Regions from separate parts of the Homo sapiens genome. Here region 1 is linked to region 2. The links are chromatin loops, found by intact Hi-C in ENCODE. Cell type or tissue: chondrocyte. All regions are shown on one strand. Each heading gives the region's core, and the rest is flanking DNA. Links, peaks and the distances in the headings are about the cores only. Region 1 overlaps GEMIN8 (gem nuclear organelle associated protein 8). Region 2 has its middle 91 kb from the start of GEMIN8.

Region 1 (2,500 bases), core at 1-2,500, 79 kb after region 2:
TTACTGGTGCAAGATCGGGCCCTGGCAGCTGCTTCTAATATAGACGAAGTCTTTAGATTCCAGTCTGACACCACAGTCTGTTCTCACCCTCACCAGACAATTCTCACATCTCCCTGGGACCAGCTAATGCATTCAGGGAAGGCTGTAGGAGCATGACACAGACGCTAAGAAAAGTAGTTTTGAATCATGCTGTAACTACACATTTTAAAAATACAAAGAATTGAAAGCTTGTTTAGGGACATTATTAGTAATATTGAAGTGGGTTAATTTTCCCAGTCCATGTACTTTACTGCATTAAATTTTATCAAGCAAGAATATCCTTGAAACAGAACTAAAAACTGTGTTAATTGCTAAATTTGATAGACACCAAAACTTTCATTCTTTCATGTCTTTAATATTCTAAATCAGTTTAAAAGTTTGAAAGGTGCCACCCAGAGCAGAAATATGACCTTTCTGAAGTCACAGAACATCTTATTAAAAATATGCAGAATCTTAGCTGGGCGCGGTAGCTCATGCCTATAATCCAGCACTTTGGGAGGCCGAGGCAGGTGGATCACCTGAGGTCAGGAGTTCAAGACCACTCTGGACAACATGGTGAAACACCATCTCTACTACTAATAAAAAAATTAGCTGGGTGTGGTGGTTGGCGCCTGAAATCCCAGCTACTTGGGAGGCCGAGGCAGGAGAATCACTTGAACCCGGGAGGCATAGGTTGTAGTGAGCTGAGATGGCGCCACTGTACTCTAGCCTGGGTGACAGAGTAAGAATCTGTCTCAAAAAAAAAAAAAAAAAAAAAAATATATATATATATATATATATATATGTACAGAATCTCAATCAAGCACTAATCAAGGCAAACGGTATCAGAGAAAAACCAATTTATGGTTAATAATCCATGTTAAAGGATGGGTTACTAGCAACTAACTGTAACAATAACATTTATTGGGCACCAACTTGGTACCAAGCACCATTCTATAACTTTTCTCATATTATCTCATGGATTCTTCACAATTACTACCCATTAGGGATTCTTCATAATTACTACCCACTAATTAGGATCCTATTTCATAGGTGAGGCAACTGAGGCAAAGAATGGTGAAGGCAGGGGGCTTACAGGAGGACGAGAACCTCTAATCAGCGAGTGGTAGAGTGAGGCTGGACCTCTGTGATTCAAGCAGTTCTGCCACAGCTGCCTCCATACACTGTTGCCAGCAATAATATGAATACTGGAAAATGAGGTTCAAGATGGAAGTTGCAAGGGTTTTCATAAAATTCCCTTTTATGATGGTTTGCTATCTAGATCACAGTAAAACAAATAAGTAATACAGTTTTTTCAGACAGATGACAAGAACTGTGGGTTTACTTTATGTCCCAGTCACAGATTGCATTTGGGGACAAAGAAAATTCTCCCAGGGTGATTGTACTCCTTTCCTAGGGCTGCCATAACAAAGTACCATATACTGGGTGGTTTAAAACAACAGAAATGTATTGTCTCATGGCTCTGGAGGTCAGAAGTCTGCAATCGAGGTGTTGGCAGGGCCATAAACCCTCTAAAGGTGCTAGGGAAGGATCTGTTCCAGGCCTCTCCCACCTTCTGGATGTTCCTTGGATTGTGGCGACATAATGTCAATCTTCACATGGTGTTTTCACTGCATGTGTGTCTGTCTCTGTGTCCGGATTTTGCCCTTTTTATAAGGACCTGAGTCACATAGGATTAGGATCCCTGTAATGACCTCACTTAACCTCAATTACCTCTGGAAAGACCCTGTCTTTAAATAAGGTCACATTCTGAGGAACTGGGGGTTAGGATTCCACTGTATCTTTCTTGGGGAGATACAATTCAACCCAGATGATGAAAGTGCAATTTGGAGCCGTAAAGTAACTAGACAGATTTGGAAATAATATGAAACACAGAGATGAAGCTTATCAAGTTTATAATGCACACAAGGCCTAGCTCATTCTGTAAAATGTCCCACAGAATCACTGCAAGTGTAGCACTCTATGGGTAAGATTTGCCAACCTCTGATTTAAGGCTTCTAATTCACACTGAAAGACTTCATTTATTCACTCAAAATAATATTAAGTGGCAAGTATGACTTAGCAGGTAATTTTCATGATTTTGTTTACCTACCTAGAGTTCTACCTAACAATGGCAAGAGGGAGGAATAGGGATGGTTGTTAACAATATCTGTAACTGAACCGTTCACATTTTTTCTTTGGTGCAAGGACACATTTCATTGTTTTATCTTTATTTTATTCATATCCACTTTTTATTGACTAACTCAAGTTTATTTTAAACCAGCAGATAATTCAAAGTCACCTTTGAGATGACTGGGATTTGCTTCCATCCATAATTACAATTTCCATCATAAAAGTATCAACCTCTAGTGGGCAAAACATGTTATTCTACTTTCTGGTAAGGACAAGAGTAATAAACTCGATCTCCATCCCATTTTCTCTGTCAAAAGCTGTAACAAACAGCATTCCAACCCAAACATGG
Region 2 (16,736 bases), core at 5,954-8,453:
ACTTAAACATTTCTACAAAGAAAACTCCAGACCCAACTGGCTTCACTGGTAAATTCTTGCAAATATTTAAGGAAAAAAAAATGGCTGGGCACAGTGGCTCACACCTTTAATCCCAGCACTTTGGGAGGCTGAGGCAGGCAGATCACCTGAAGTCAGTAGCTCAAGACCAGCCTGGCCAACATAGTGAAATCTGTATCTACTAAAAATACAAAAAATTAGCCAGGCATGGTGGTGCATACCTGTAATCCCAGTTACTTTGGAGGCTGAGACAGGAGAATCGCTTGGACCCAAGAGGCTGAGGTTGCAGTGAGCTGAGATCACACCACTGCACTTCAGCCTGGGTGACAGAACTAGACTGTCTCAAAAAAACAAAAACAAAACAACAACAACAACAAATCCCACTTTTAAAATTAATAATCCATCATGCCTGTAATCCCAGCACTTTGGGAGGCCAAGGCGGGCGGATCACAAGGTCAGGCTATCATGGTGAAACCCCATCTCTACTAAAAATACAAAAAATTAGCCGGGCATGGTGGTGGGCGCCTGTAGTCCCAGCTACTCCGGAGGCTGAGGCGAGAGAATGGCGTGAACCCAGGAGGCAGAGCTTGCAGTGAGCCGAGATCGCACCACTGCACTCCAGCCTGGGCTACAGAGTGAGACTCCTTCTCAAAAAAAAAAGAAAAAAGAAAAAAAGAAAAATAAATAAATAAAATTAATAATCGAGTAAATAAATAGACATGGAAGTTGGTTCTGTTCCAATCCTCAACCCCTCTGTAGTCATGCCAAAGATCACCCCAATATCTTTCCATCCCAGAAAGCTAATACTTCCCTTCCTTCTCAAAAGGGATGAAACAATGGACTTACAAAAAAACATTTTTGTAAGATTCATTTATATGTGTCCATTTGTAATCAACTAAAATTCATTACTCCCATCTGGCTTTCAGTTCCCTGACCAAATCGTATTTCCTACTCTCTCCCATACCTACTCTCTGCTATGGCCAGGTCAGTTTCTTCAGAATTGCCCCAACAAACCTTGCTCACTCCTACCTCTCTTTCATGGGTTATCCTAATCCCTTCCACCCTTCTCAACACTCCTCAAATCTAAGTCACCACTGGAAACTTCATATAAGCCACAAGGTTTTACCTTTATCAGAACTTCTAAACTTTTATCTGGAATTTTATAGTTAGACACAAACGATTCTCTCAGTGGGTTTCTTTTATCCCCTTGGGGAGACTGTCATTTCCCTCCAGCTGCCATGTGCCTGCTTAAAATCCCTTCCTGATTCTCTGTGACCAACAGGGTAATGACCAAGTTATTTCCTGGTACTTTACAATCTGGCCTCAGCTCTCCCCACTCCCCCACATTGAGGCCATTCCCAACTCAACATACCCACACAGCAGCCTCTGCCACGGCTCCTGCTTTTACACATTTGTATCCAGGGCCTGGACCATCCTCTCCCAGACACCTGGACACCCTGACCCCTATCTTCCTGCTCATGCTTGAAGACTCTCAGATTTAAAGTAACTGCCTCCCTAGGGAATCCCTCTTTGAAATACCACCTCCCCGCTTTTTTCCTCAGACAGATACTCTTTTTCCTACAGGATCTTGTACTTTTATTATAGTTGTTTATCTGCCTTTCAGAAATGACTGTGGTTATTTGAGAACAGAGTCTTGTTTATTTTTTGCTTCAAGACTTAGCACAGTACTTGGCTCATCTGAACAGGACTCTGTGAATGCTTGCTGAGTGAGCAGCTGTCCAATACTCCCCTGAGAGCCCCATGGTGATGGACATGTGACAGGAATTCAAAGGCTTAGAGACTGGCACATGCTAGTTGCATGATATTGTGGTAGGTACTCATTTAACCCTAATACACATGGTGAGGATGGAAACACAAAGCTGCCATTGCCTTTTAATTCTCAGGGCAATAATGAGTTTCAGGGAAACAAAGCCTTCAACCCCAATCTTTCCAGAACTTCAAAAACCTGATGAGAAGGAAGTACTTTTCACCAGAGAAAGAAAAGTATTTTATAGCAGCAGAAGAAAAAAAGCTCAAGGCAAAAAAAAAGCTAATGAAAGAACATCCAAACTGCTCTTTCAATTGTTTCTGTGTCTGTATGCCTGGCAGCAATCAAATTACTTCTAAAGCAACTTCAAGCTCTGAAATTGTTATTCTGTGATAAAAGTATTATTATTAAAGAACAATAATTTACGTAATTTACCCTATTTTAGCATAGTTTACCAGAGTTTGCAGTACATCAATGTTAATTTAAATACCTTGAAATCTATAATTTTAATGTTGACAGACCTTAATAAAATGCATATGAATCCTCATTTTTAAACAAATATTTGTGTAACACCTATAATATGCCAATCATTCCAATGAACATTGGGGTATAACAATGAATAAAACGATTTCTGCTCTTGACAAATTTGGTATTTGAACAGAAAGAAGCATATGAAAAACACTAACAAGCCAGCCATCATGTTAAAATTATTAAATGGATGATGATGGCTCAAAATATAGCAGATGCTCTCTTACCAATGTTTACCTAAAGGACCCCACCCATTTACCCCATATCCTCCATTCTTTTTCTAAACCATACTGATCATTGTCCAGAACTTGGGTTGTAGGCTCTTTTGCAATATATGTATGTACTGCTTCTCCCCCAAGTAGTGTACTTAAGAAGAGTCAGTGGTGTTTGTTCCCAAACCTGTTTATGCCAGTTGTACTTGTTACTAGAATTATGAAACTTAATTCGATATTACATAAACTAATAAAATAGGAGTGCCAAACGAGAGAGTTTTTTCCTTTCTTTGAAAACCAGGTTGATTACTTTGGAGAGTCTTAACAAAAATGAGTCACTTGAGAAAATAGTTGCAAAAGTAAGTACGGGCAAATTTAAAGGTTTAAGGGGAGTGGGGTAGGTGATATAAAGGGATTCTGCCCAGAGATTGGTTCCCAATGCCTTTAGGTTTTCATTCTACTTTAATGTAAGAATCTGAAGCTGAAAATCAGAAGCCAATGAATTTTGGCTGTGATTTAATGTAAGAAAGACTTCTAGGAACTCCAATCAGGTCCTTGCACTCAAAGCAAAGGCCTTGACTCTACAATAAAATATCAGCAAATTAATGTTTAAAGTTAAACAAAATGTTTAGGCTACATAAGTGGCACGTTTTATGATTGATCCCTTTGGCATTTTCAATAAACCATCCAGCTGCTTGGTCCTGGATGTAGCAGATAAGGGTTTTCTCGGAGAAGCCAGGTGGTTTGGTCAACAGCTTTCGGTAGAGCAAAAATATAATAAAGAATTAATGACTTCCTGTTTGTCACAAACAGTACTCCGTGGTATTCGACTATGAGGTTTACTCAAAATGTCGGTTTGTGTCCCGATATTAAAAGGGAGCTCTCTCCAAGATCCAAGGGTGGGCTCCTTACTAGATCTTTAGACTCAGAGGGAGGGAAGCTAGCATATTCTGGGATCACTTCCTGCCCAGTTATTCAGCAGGATTCCATTCCTTTTTGTCTCCCACTGCATCTGAATTCCTGAGCAAGCTTCCAGAACCAAGCATTGCATGTATGGGTCTTCAGCGTGCTTCTTTCTGAGTGCAGCCTCTGAGGGTGGCTTGAGCCTGGATGTCGGGGAAGAAAGGGATTTAAGGAAAAGAGGTCAGGAGAAGCCAAAGCTGGAAGTGTTAAAGAGGGAGAACATTATAGCTTCCTCCACCAGTTCCCTTGGAGAAGAGCCAATCATACTGGAAGCATGCACATCGAAGATGCCAGCATTTAACCCAACTACAGGTGACACTTCTGATGCTGGCTTCATGCATTCAAGTAGTGTTTAGACCATCAGGGAGCTGTTTTCTCGTGGTTTTCAAGCATAACATTACTCTCTCATTTCTTTTTTTCTAAATTACATATTGGTTGACCTGTAAAGACCCAAAGAAATAATTTCATCAAATTCTTTTATTTTATAGTCAACTAAAATTATGAAGAGAAAATGATTTACCCACGATCACACAGCAAACTAGTGGGCAAGCTGGGGCAGGCACCAGGGCCTCTCTGCTTAACAGCCTTCTTTGCTTCCTGGCTCCAGGAACCAGAAGCATGAGCACCCACTGGGAGCTTGTTACAAATGCAGAAACTCAGGCCCCACCCAGGCCCACTGAATCAGACACTGCTTTTTTAACAAGATCGCTAGATGATCTGTACACATATTAAAAAGAACTGCTCTAGACCAAAATTTTTTATAATGCTATTTAGTGAAATTATTGACATTTAAATACATAATCCTTATAAAAACTTCCTTACCACAAAATGGGTTGAAACAATTATTTCAATATTTTGTTGTATCTGATCATTTCGTATACAGTTTCCATTTAAAATGATAGGCAATTGGCCACTCACAGTGGCTCACGCCTGTAATCCCAGCACTTTGGGAAGCAGAGGAGGGAGGATCACTTGAGGCCAGGAGTTTGAGACCAGTTTGGGCACCATAGAAATACCCTATCTCTACAAAAAAAAAAAAAAAAAAAAAACTGTAAAGCTTAATCGGGCATGGTGACACATGCCTGTAGTCCCAGCTACTTGGGAGGCTGAGGTGGGACGACTGCTTCAGCCCAGGAGTTCCAGGCCACAGTGAGTTATTACATCAGGCCACTGCAGTACAGCATGGACAGAGTGAGACCCTGTCTCCAAAAGATAAATAAATAAAAATAAAACAATTATAGGCAAAGAAACAAAATCCGCATTTCTCTCTGGATACATAAGCCATATTAAAGCAGCTTGGATATTCCACAAATGCCTTATAAGAGGTTATTACATGGAATTCACTTAATTGCTATGCCTTCAGGCCTATGAACAAGGTAACAGAATCAAAATTCTGTTGGGCAATGCAAGTTCCTATCAGATAAAACCAGAGTTAACACTGAAGGGTGTGTGTGTCTGTGTGCTGTGTGTGTGCACTCTCACTCACCTTCACAATATGTGCAGCCAAACATGGAACCCTTCAGCCAGAGAAATAGTTTCAACACACTCATTTAGGTAGCGTACTGCATACACAATACAGCAACATCTCATTGTGCAAAACGACCAAAGTTACTGAACAGTCAAATACACTTCAGACATCAATTGGCTCATTCCATTTACCTGAACCCTCCAGAAGAGGCAAATCCATAGAGACAGAAAGTAGGTTAGTGCTTGCCAGGGGCTGGGGGGAGAAGAGAATGAGGAGTGACTGCGAAATGGGTACAAGATTTCTTTTTGGGGTTGATGACAATGTTCTAACATTAGATAGTAGTGATGGCTGCACAAATCTGAATATACTGAAGACCACTGACTTGTATACTTAAACGTGTGAATTGTATGATATGTGAATTACATCTTAAGGCTATAAAAAAACTGGCTTAACAATGAAAAACCCATGTTTTCTTTCAAGATGTAATGAAAAGTGAAATTACACATATCACCACTACTCATTATTTTATTTTTAGGTTAAAGATTGCAAATACCTTAAAATTTGAGTCTGAAGGGACTTTTATTTCTACAAACCTCATCTATTTTACCAGTAAATTAACTGATCCTGGTTAAGGAACTAATTGTATTAAGAACCAAAGTCCCGACTTAATGGGCCAATGGTCAGAATTTTCCCAACGTTAAATCATTTCAATTAAAACATTCATAAGAGGATGCACGGTAATTAAATACATCTGGAAAAATAAAACCAGTTCATGGCCCTGTGGTGTATTTACTAAGAGTCTACCAAAGGAAATCAGTATGTTTCCTTTTTTACATGAAGGGAACTTTCTTTTTAATGTAAAAACTAAAACCAAAACCAAGGATACTGCCAGAACCAGTGAAGTATGCACAAATTAACATAAATTGGCAATTGAAATGTGGAGCCAACAATTGTCCAAAACACAAAGTACTTCCTTAAGAACAGGTCTCTGGCTCGGGCCTTTGCTTCATGAGAACTGCACCCAACTCCACACCTGTTTAAAAATGAAGCCCACCCTACCCCTAAATCAGTCCAAAGTATTGTGAAAGCTGTTCTGGAGAAGGTCCCCGTGTGATAATTCCACGTACAAATCCAAACGCCTAGCGTTAAATTAAAATAACGATTTCAGAAAAAGTAGTTGATGCTTTCCTCAATACCACACTTGTTCGTAACTGTAACATCTTTGGTGGCAATTATCACCAAAGTGATCACAGGCTGAGTAGCAGTCATCCTCTGAGCCTCATTTTGTGTATGAGCCTCATTTAAAACGGAGGTTGAATGGTTTGACTGCTCACATGGGGGACATTAAGAGAAGTAGGAACCTGAGTTACAGGCCACTCGATTCTGCCCTTTCTAGAAGGATCTTATGCTAGTTCTTGCCTTTTTAGAAAGAAATTTTCCTGTTGGATTTGGTGGGCCTTATCTCCTTTCATATTTTGATCACCTAGTAAATTTTTTAAAAATGTAAACCAGAAAATTATTTGAGCTTCCTTTGAAATGCAAAAAAGTGCCCCCTTTACTCCTCACCAAAATTTTAATCCGTACAAAATTATCGCCCCCCCACACACAATTAATAGCAAAGATAATGTGAAAGAGGGGGATGAATGATTAGGGGAAGCGGAGGAGCGGGCAAGCAATTCCCAAGCCCTCACCATTAACTCGCAATGGTTAAACCCACTGACGTCCTCGTTAGGAATGCTCTTCACAGTCTTTGTGGCTTGTGGCTGGAGTCTGTCACTAGAGAAAGATAACGGAGCAGGAGGAGAAAAACCCTTTCCCAAGCACAGCTGTCACACGTTTTCAGGAGTGCTGCGGAATGAGGCTGATTTCCACAGCACTCTTTACGAGTTTTCCTCCCAATACAGAGTCCCCACTTAAAGACATGTTGCTGACGGCAGCATTTCAGGGTGTTAGGAAGTGACAAAAAGAATCCTACAGCCGCCTTACACCAGCCTCGGGCCAGGTTGGAGATTTCAGATTTTAACCCTCCGGAGCTGAGCCTTTTGCCGTTGCTAGTCGTTCCCCCGTTGCATTGGAACCCGCTCAGCACACCGCCTCCACCTGCACCCGGGCCGCATTTTAATAGTTGGAACAAGGGACAAAGAGGAGAGACTCAGCCTCCGTCCCATGCTGTCCAGAGTCTCTCCTGTCACTTTCCTGGTTTCAAGGGTCATGGTTTCGAAATGAGCTCCCGGAAGACCCCAGGCTTGGGGAACCGGGTGTTTGTTTCGCGCGGGCTTAAGGAGAACAGAAGCACGGCGGGGCGGGGCGGGGCAGGACTGGACTGGGAGCTCGGGCGACAGGGAGAGCGTCCCGGGAAACAGGCAAGAAGCGACTCTCTACTGGCCCCTTAAAATAAAGCACTAGCCCGGGACGCGCCGTCTGTTCTCTCTGCAACCCCTCCCGGGTACCCAGCTCTTAGGCTCCCGCGAGCCGCACGTGCGGGGGTGCAGCCTGGCCGCAGCCGGAGCGGGGACCACCCCCCCCACAGGATACAACAGGGAAGCGCACCTGGGCGTTCCGGACACCTGCGCCGCGCCCCTCCCACCTCCAGCGTCCCGGCTTCGTCGCAGAGGTGGCCGAGGAGGCGCCACCTGAGCGGGGGAGGGGCGGGACCCTCGGAAGGGCGCGCCCTCCCGGGGCGGGGGCGCGAGACCGTGGCCGTGGCGCGCAGCCAGCGCGCTCGCTTACCCATGGCTGGAGACTGGCGGGAGGGGTGAGGGCTGCGGGGCGTTCGGGCTCCCCGGGGACGGGCAGAGCCGGTGGCACAAGTTTGCAGGTCTCGCGGGCACGTGCGCTGACCGGGCTTCTGCGGGCTGCGCTGCGCTGCGCGGGGCTGGCCGCTGGCTCCTAGCTCCCGGCCGGGGTGGGAGCGCGGCGCGGCTCCGCCTGCACTGGGGGCCGGCCGCGCGGAGAGGGGCCCTGACGTCAGCGCCGGGGGCTTTGTGCGCCCGGAGCTAGGGCCCGATTGGGGGCAGCGGGCGCGCGGAGTCTGCAGGCAAAGCTCGCGGCTTCCTCTGGGACCCCCCCGGGCGAGCGCCGAGGGTCGCGGGAACCGGAAAAGCCAGCGAGGGGGATGGGTAGAGAGGGGAGTGGGCTTCTAGGATCGCGGAGGCGGCGATCCGCGTCCCAGATGAAAACTATTATGGCCTGGGGAGGTTGGGGGGAGCGGGGGGCTTTGAGGTCTTAGCCACACCCGTTGTATAGATAAAGAAACTGAGGCCCGGGACACTGGACCAAGGGCACTTAGTACTTAGCGTTGCCTCAATCCACAGTCTCAGTTCCTTTTGTTCAGATACGAGTCGTTACTTAATTCAGTGGTCTCAACCCTGGCTGCAGAGGAGAAATCAGCTGGGGAGCTTCTGGAAACCGGATTTCATCATGGCCTCTGCGGGTGGGACCCAGGCATCCGTTCTTTAAAAGCTCCCCAGGTGATTCCAATGTGCATCCAAGGTTGCGAAACATTGACATAAGTAACTTGTCGGTGGCTAATGACTTAGAAAGACACAGGTAGCACCCTCCAATCTAGAGTGGTGCCAGATTTGCTGGTGTCCGTTATCACCCCTCTTGATTCCTGGAAGTCCACCCCTGGAAGGCTCTTGGAGACTTTGCAGGCTAGCTCCAGTCAACCATTTCTCCCGCTGCTCAGGCCTCGCGCTTGAGCCTTTAAGTGAATTAAATGGTTTAACAGTGTCCAGGGCTTAAATTCCTTCTGTCTCCTTAGAGAATTTTCCTGTCTCCAAAGGTATTAGAAGAGTCATGGGACCCTTGCAGTTTTTGTAGGACTAACGCTCTCTGTGACATTTCTGAGCCTGATGTTCCCCCCTGATATTTTTTGTTGTGTTCTTTTATTGTTCTGAAAATACATCATGTTATTTGAACAGAGGGTTACATAAACAGTGACAATAGATAGTACACTTTAGGGACATTTAAGCCAAAAGAGAGGCTTTAGGACTGAGAAAGGATGGAGGAGGCAAACATTTCATCTATTGAAATTTATTGGATTAGGAAAGATTTTATCAAGGCAGAGCTCTAGAAAGCCTAATAATATTTTACATGAAAGGACAGAGATTTGTGCTAGGCGGATCAGTGGCTCATTTTCACAATCCCACGGGAATAGTCATTTCTAACCAATCTTCATGCAGTCATAAAACAACAGGGAGCTCATAGGTATAACTTGTTGTCCTCCTGTTAAGAGGAAGTAATCCATTTGCGCCATTCCTGAGTGCAAGTGTATGTAGGAATCCAACAATAACAGAGGCTGCCTGTAAGGTAGAGGAAGACAAAGGTGGACTGGGTGAGAGCAATGAGGAATTCATGCTAAGTCCTAGTTGAGGGAAGGGTGAGTTTGGTCGGTTCCTACATCTTGAGGGTTTCCTAGGAGACCCTGAAAACAACAGAAGGGAACTCAGGCATGACCATCTGAAATAGTACTTTGGCAAGACATGACCTTAATGAGCCTCTCTGGAACGAGGAACTCTAAGGTTTTATGTACTGAGATGAAAGTAAACTCCTTGGTCTACTTTCTGTCATTCCCTAGAAGTCTTACGTTTTTTTTTTTGTTTTTTTTTTTTTGTCTTTTTTTTCCCCAAAGAAAGAACAGCTGTCTAAATATTGGAGCTAGCCACAATGGATGCTGTGATAAAAACTGAGTTCTAACAATTGTGTATACAATCAGGGGAAAGCCACATTTTAACAGAAAATTTTCCTCACTTTGTGAGTATCATGGATTGATTTCAACAAGCAATTGTCCCTAAAACCCTTAAGAAAAAAAAATAGCATTTGGGAAATTAGTGAAGGCTGCTATAGACGATGCAGATGATGGCTAGTAAGTATATTTCATTTCACTATTATTCAAAGAAATGCTATCTTAAAATAATAAACCATTTTTCTCAAGTAACTGAAATCTTTAAAAATTAAAGCAAGATTACACCTGCAGGTGGGTGAGTCAATTGGTCTAGCCTTTCTGGAAAGCCATTTGGCTGTACTACCAAGAGAATTAAAAATATTCACAGCCTCTGACCTAATAATCCCTCTTCTGGGACTCTCTCCTAAGTAAATAACAACTGTTTTGATCAAAATTAATGTGAAAGGAGGTTTATTGTAGAGTGAGATGTAATAGCAAAAAAACAACAAAACAAAACAAAAAAAGCAACAGTTGCTCAACAGAAGGGAATTAGTTATATAAATGATTGTCGACCTAGTTCAGGGGTTCTTGACTGGGAGCAATTTCGCCCCCAGGAGACATTTAGCAGTGTCTGGAGAGAGTTTTGGTTGTCACAACTGGGGATAGGGTGGGGGGCTTACTGGCATCCAGTGGGTAAGGGTCAGGGATGCAGCTCAATGTCCTACAGTGCAGAGGACAGCTCCCCTCCCCACAACAAAGAATGATCTGGCCCCAGATGTCAATAGTGCCGAGGTTGAGAAACCCTGATCTGTATGATCGGATATCATGTAGCCTTGTTTGCAAAGAATTATGTAGAAAAATGCTCAGAGATGTTTTAAAAGCCAAATAAAAAGCTGAATATACAACATAATCCTAGTCATGTTAGTGTATACGTGTGTACGTGTGTGTGTGTCTGTGTGTGTGTATTGAAAAACACAAAGAAAATACACTATGGTAGAGACTATTACTTTTTCAACATTTTTTTCTATCTGGCCACACAGCCAGACTCCATTTCCCCTTAACTCCTTAACAGTTAAATGCGGCTACCTGATTGAGTTGTAGCCAAAGAGGTCAGAAGTGAGGTCCACCACTTCCGGGCTTATCCCTAAAACCTTAAACATATTGCTTCTACATGCCTTCCTCTTCTCCCAGCAGGAATGAGACGTTGACCCCTAGGGTGCTTTTGGAAGCCACGGGTTGAAGTTGAAATTGTCTTATCAGCCTAGGTCACTGAATGACTTTGCCTCCGTCCTCCTCCACACACTGACAATTTGTAACTGACTTGGACATGTTTGTGACCCAGAAATAAACTGCTATTATGTTTAAGCCATTATGTATTTTGGGAGTTATTTGTTATAACAGCGACCCAACCCTAACTAATATATCCATATATTCACTTCTACCAAAATATTAACAGGGTTTGTCTCTGGGATGTGAGATTAATAGAATTGTTAGTTTTATTTGTATACCTTGTTATGTTTTCCCGGACTTCTATAATGAGCAAGAATTACTTTTATAATGAGGAAAACACAGGCATACCTTACTCCACAGTAGATACAGTCTTCTAATAATTTGATTTTAAACTATCAATAAAATCATATTTCCAACTAATTTTTAAAATTTGATTGAGGGGCCAGATGCAGTGGCTCATGCCTGTAATCCCAACACTTTGAGAGGCTGAGGCGGGAGGATCACTTGAGCCTAAGAGTTCAAGAACAGCCTGGGCAATGTGGTGAGACCCTGTCTCTGCAAAAGCAAAAAACTTAGCCAGGCATGGTGGTGCACTGCTGTAGTCCTAGCTACTTGGGAGGCTGAGGTAAGAGGAACGCTTGAGCCCGGGAGGCAGAGGCTGCAGTGAGTTATGATGGTGTCATTGTACTTGAGCCTGGGCGACAGAGCGAGACCCTGTCTCTAAAAAACAAAACACACACAAAAAATTGAGGTTTAGCAGAACTTCGATACCTCATCTAGGAGTACAAAATAATTATAAACCATAAGGATGCATTTTGTCTGTTCCAATCTTTTTTTTGTTTTTGAGACGTAGTCTCGCACTGTTGCCTGGGCTGGAGTGTAATGGCACAGTCTCAGCTCACTGCAACCTCCGCCTCCTGGGTTCACGTGATTCTCCTGCCTCAGCCTCCCAAGTAGCTGGGATTACAGGCACACACCACCACACCTGGCTAATTTTTTGTATTTTTAGTAGAGACGGGGGTTTCACTACATTCGCCAGACTGGTCTCGAACTCTTGACCTCATGATCTGCCCACCTCAGCCTCCCAAAGAGCTGGGATTACAGGCGTGAGTCACTGCGCCCAGCCTGTTCCAATCTTTTTTATCCAGCTTTGTTGAAGTATAATTGATAAATTAAAATTGTATGTATTTACCATGTATAACGAGATGTTTTGATATGTGTATACATTGTAAAATGATAATCACAATCAAGTTAACATCTATCGCCATATCTAGTTATTTCTGTGTGTGTGTGTGTGTGTGTGTGTGTGTGTATGTGTGTCGTGAAAACATTTAAGACCTACTCTCTTAGGCCAGGCGCAGTGGCTCACGCCAGTAATCCCAGCACTTTGGGAAGCCAAGCGGGGGTGGATCACCTGAGTCCAAGAGTTCAAGACCAGCCTGGGCAACATGGCAAAACCCTGTCTCTACAAAAAAAAAAAAAAAAAAAAAATTAGCCAGGCATGGTGGTGTGCGCCTATAATCCTAGCACCTCAGGAGGCTGAGGCATGAGAATCACTTTAGCTGGGAGGTGGAGGTTGCAGTAAGCTGAGATTGCACCAGCCTGGGTGACAGAGTGAGACCCTGTCCAAAAACAAACAACAACCTACTCTCTTAGCAATTTTCAGGTATACAATACAGTGATATTAACTATAGTCTTTTGGGGGACATTTACTCACTTGTGTGCCTCACTCCTTCCTGTTTAATAAGCACTCAGGGATCTTGTCTCTCCAGCACAATCCCTGTATGGGCAGAAACCTGGCTTGATGTTTGATTCTTACAAATCTCTTTACCTCCTGCTTACTCTAGTTCCTTTCTCAGCATATCATGCATGGTTTAGATCCTTTTTTTTTTTTTTTTTTTTTGACGGAGTCTTGCTCTGTCACCCAGGCTGGAGTGCAGCGGCACTATCTCGGCTCACTGCAACCTCCGCCTCTCGGGTTCACGCCATTCTCCTGCCTCAGCCTCCTGAGTAGCTGGAACTACAGGTGCCTGCCACCATGCCCAGCTAATTTTTTGTATTTTTAGTAGAGACGGGGTTTCACCGTGTTAGCCAGGATGGTCTCAATCTCCTGACCTGGTGATCCGCCCGCCTCGGCCTCCCAAAGTACTGGGATTACAGACTTGAGCTACCGCGCCTGGCCCGGTTTATATCCTTTATAGACTTCTCTCCTGTCTCTCAGCAAGACGGCTACTTTCTCAAGCCAATGGGAGGTCCATGAACTGGTCACCTATGGACAAAATGAAAAAAGACAGTTCCATTTGTACAACTAAATGAAAATGTTAGCAAACCTTGACAATGTAAAAGTGTAGCTGACACAAAGTGGAACACAGGAGAATATGAATGAAAAAGCAGCATCACAGATCAGTGGTTGCCAGAGGTTAGTGGGGAGAGAGGGATGAGTAGGCAGAGCACAGAGGATTTTCAGGGCAGTGTAACCACTCTGTATGATACTACCGTGGTAGATCCATGTCATTATACATTTGCCAAAACCCTCAGAATATACAACATCAAGAGTGAATCGTGATGTAAACTATGGACTTTGGGTGAAGTGATGAGTCAGTGTAGATCCATTCATTGTAACAACTGTCCCACTCTGATGCAGGATATCGATAGTGGGGGAAGGTATGCATGGCAAAGCAGGGGGTCTCTGAGAACTGTCCGTACACTGCTCAGTTTTACTGTGAATCTAAAACTGCTCTGAAAAACATGAAGTGCATTATAAAAAAAGCAACATCGCTAATATCCTCAGCTTCTCAAGTGGAAGTCAAAAGATACTGTCAAAATTTGATTGAAAATAGAGATTTGGGAGGGGGGCTAATGTAAGTAACATAAATCTTCATCTTTTATGTCAGGGAGTTAGTAGATACTGTTTAAAGTTGCTAAGTCAAGAAAGAGAGGACTAAGCATATTTTTTAGGCTAGGGCCATTGTTCTCAACCCCACTGGATCTGATGTTGCTTATAAACAAACATTTGTAATGCCATTTCTGCGCTCCTTAAATCCAAATCAAAGAAAAAACTCAATATAATTCCTTAACTATGAAGGATAACTGAAAATAGTTGCATGCATAGTGTCTATCTTGATGTGTAAGTCCTCAGGTACAATGAGAGTGGAAGATGTAATAAAGTCACCTAACAAGCAACCTACTTATAGAATCCCCATGAGTGGGACAAAGGCCACCTACAGAGATGTGTTGTTTTGTAATTCAAATACCAAGAGTGACCTTGCCATCAAAGTCACAATGTTCCAAAATAGAGAACAACTTGGTAAATTTCCCAGCAAAAGAAAGTGCAATCTTCCCTCAATTTACAAGATAATTGCCTCCCTGGAAAAAAATCACCATGTCTTAAAACCACCCCCCAAATATCTCACGTTTATATGTGAGATGGAGATATACTGATAATTAGAAGCAGATTTTTCATCTATATGAATGTCCAGAGGACAGTAAGCTGGGTGAGAAATGGGAACATGTCTTCATTGTTCAAGACCATGTTGTGCATTGCAGGAGGCCTGTCACCTTGTCCTGGGCCCATTAAATGCCAGTAGTTCCCCCACACCCCCTCACCGTGACAACTAAAAACACTTATGCCAAAATCCAAGCTTCCTGACTTCCATGAGTCTAGACTGTGGAAGTTACTTCCAGAAGAACCAAAACAAGAAATAGTTAAAAGAGATTGTTTCTGGGAGGGAGACCACTGGCTAGGAGAGGAGGGCTGGGAGACTGTTGTTTTTTATCATAAGTCCTTGTGTTCTATTTAATTTTTACCATGTATATGCATTACATATATATGTACATTTTTTAAAAAATAAGGCACCTTGGGAAAACTGGCTAGCCATATGTAGAAAGCTGAAACTGGATCACTTCCTTACACCTTATACAAAAATTAATTCAAGATGGATTAAAAACTTAAATGTTAGACCTAAAACCATAAAAACCCTAGAAGAAAACCTAGGCAATACCATTCAGGACATAGGCATGGGCAAGGACTTCATGTCTAAAACACCAAAAGCAATGGCAACAAAAGACAAAATTGACAAATGGGATCTAATTAAACTAAAGAGCTTCTGCACAGCAAAAGAAACTACCATCAGAGTGAAAAGGCAACCTACAGAATGGGAAAAAATTTTTGCAATCTACTCATCTGACAAAGGGCTAATATCCAGAATCTACAATGAACTCAAACAAATTTACAAGAAAAAAACAAACAACCCCATCAACAAGTGGGCGAAGGATATGAACAGACACTTCTCAAAAGAAGACATTTATGCAGCCCACAGACATATGAAAAAATGCTCATCATCACTGGCCATCAGAGAAATGCAAATCAAAACCACAATGAGATACCATCTCACACCAGTTAGAATGGCGATCATTAAAAAGTCAGGAAACAACAGGTGCTGGAGAGGATGTGGAGAAATAGGAACGCTTTTACACTGTTGGTGGGACTGTAAACTAGTTCAACCATTGTGGAAGACAGTGTGGCAATTCCTCAAGGATCTAGAACTAGAAATACCATTTGACCCAGCCGTCCCATTACTGGGTATATACCCAAAGGATTATAAATCATGCTGCTATAAAGACGCATGCACATGTATGTTTATTGAGGCACTATTCACAATAGCAAAGACTTGGAACCAACTCAAATGTCCATCAGTGATAGACTGGATTAAGAAAACGTGGCACATATACACCATGGAATACTATGCAGCCATAAAAAAGGATGAGTTCGTGTCCTTTGTAGGGACATGGATGAAGCTGGAAACCATCATTCTGAGCAAACTATCGCAAGGACAAAAAAACAAACACCGCATGTTCTCACTCATAGGTGGGAATTGAACAATGAGGACACTTGGACACAGGAAGTGGAACATCACACACTGGGGACTGTTGTGGGGTGGGGGCAGGGGGGAGGGATAGCATTAGGAGATATACCTCATGTTAAATGACGAGTTGCTGGGTGCAGCACACCAACATGACACATGTATACATATGTAACAAACCTGCACGTTGTGCACATGTACCCTACAACTTAAAGTAGAATAATAAAAAGAAATAAGGCACCTGAGTCTATTGAATGTTTACTTCTATTCCTTCTGGGCCCCTAAGACCTTATTTCCCGACATACCTCATCTGTTAAATGGGTATAATCCAATCCTTACCTCGTATTATTGTTGTAGAGATTAAAGGAGATAATATGAGTAAAGCACTTATCATTTGGGACTCAATAAATGGTAGCTATTGATGCGGATCTTGTTGTTGTTAATGTTATCATTATTATCCCTTCTTTTTACCTTGGGGAGCCAGAGGGGTCCCTGGGGTAGCCAGAAAGCAGCTTTAGGGCAAAGGCATTCCAAGCTTTTGCAGTAAAGAAAGGGATGAATGTTCCTGGTTTGAAATTTTGTCTCATATTATTTTAGGCAGGGGGTGCCCTCCCTTGGCTCTGCATCTGCTCTGGAAGGTGGAAAGAAATTGCTGATTTCCATTCTTCTATTATGTAGTGGTTTGTTTGTTTGTCTACTTATTGGTGAGGAGCGGAGGTCAGGAGGTCTTGAGTAGTAAGTGAGTAGAAAGTAGCCCAAAGTAGCAAGAAGCAACAGGCAATTAACAAAGATAACTTTCTTATGCTGTGGGACTGTCCATCATTTAATTAGAAAAAAAAAATACTTTGAGTTTAAATACATACCTCTTAAGACCACAAATGCCCCCGAACACTAAAGATCACTCACACCTTGAGTGTGAATTTAGATGGCTTTGGAAATGCCTACTTGAGATCAGCCTTCCTGAGAGTAGGCAACTTTAATGGAAGAAGGAAAGACGGAAAGTACAAGGGAAATTATAGAG

Evidence for each region. Hi-C counts contacts between places; a loop is a spot of excess contacts. Peaks named below come from ENCODE experiments on the same cell type or tissue, not always from the same donor. Only the 100,000 strongest peaks of a DNase experiment are listed, where the experiment ranks them.
Region 1: it touches region 2 in a loop (2.1-fold over the local background); 14 of 110 quality-filtered maps call a loop at or near these places.

What each region holds. Positions count from the first base shown.
Region 1 is chrX:14,016,070-14,018,569 of GRCh38, forward strand. The region is part of intron 4 of GEMIN8 (gem nuclear organelle associated protein 8); the gene reads right to left. Among named protein-coding and RNA genes, the nearest start is that of GEMIN8, 13 kb to the right of the region's middle. In chondrocyte, for the core only: no CTCF peak of the experiment used is centred there; no DNase peak of the experiment used is centred there.
Region 2 is chrX:13,930,820-13,947,555 of GRCh38, forward strand. It overlaps a transcript of GPM6B not described here. Among named protein-coding and RNA genes, the nearest start is that of GEMIN8, 91 kb to the right of the region's middle. In chondrocyte, for the core only: no CTCF peak of the experiment used is centred there; DNase peaks (open chromatin) are centred at 7,356 and 7,721.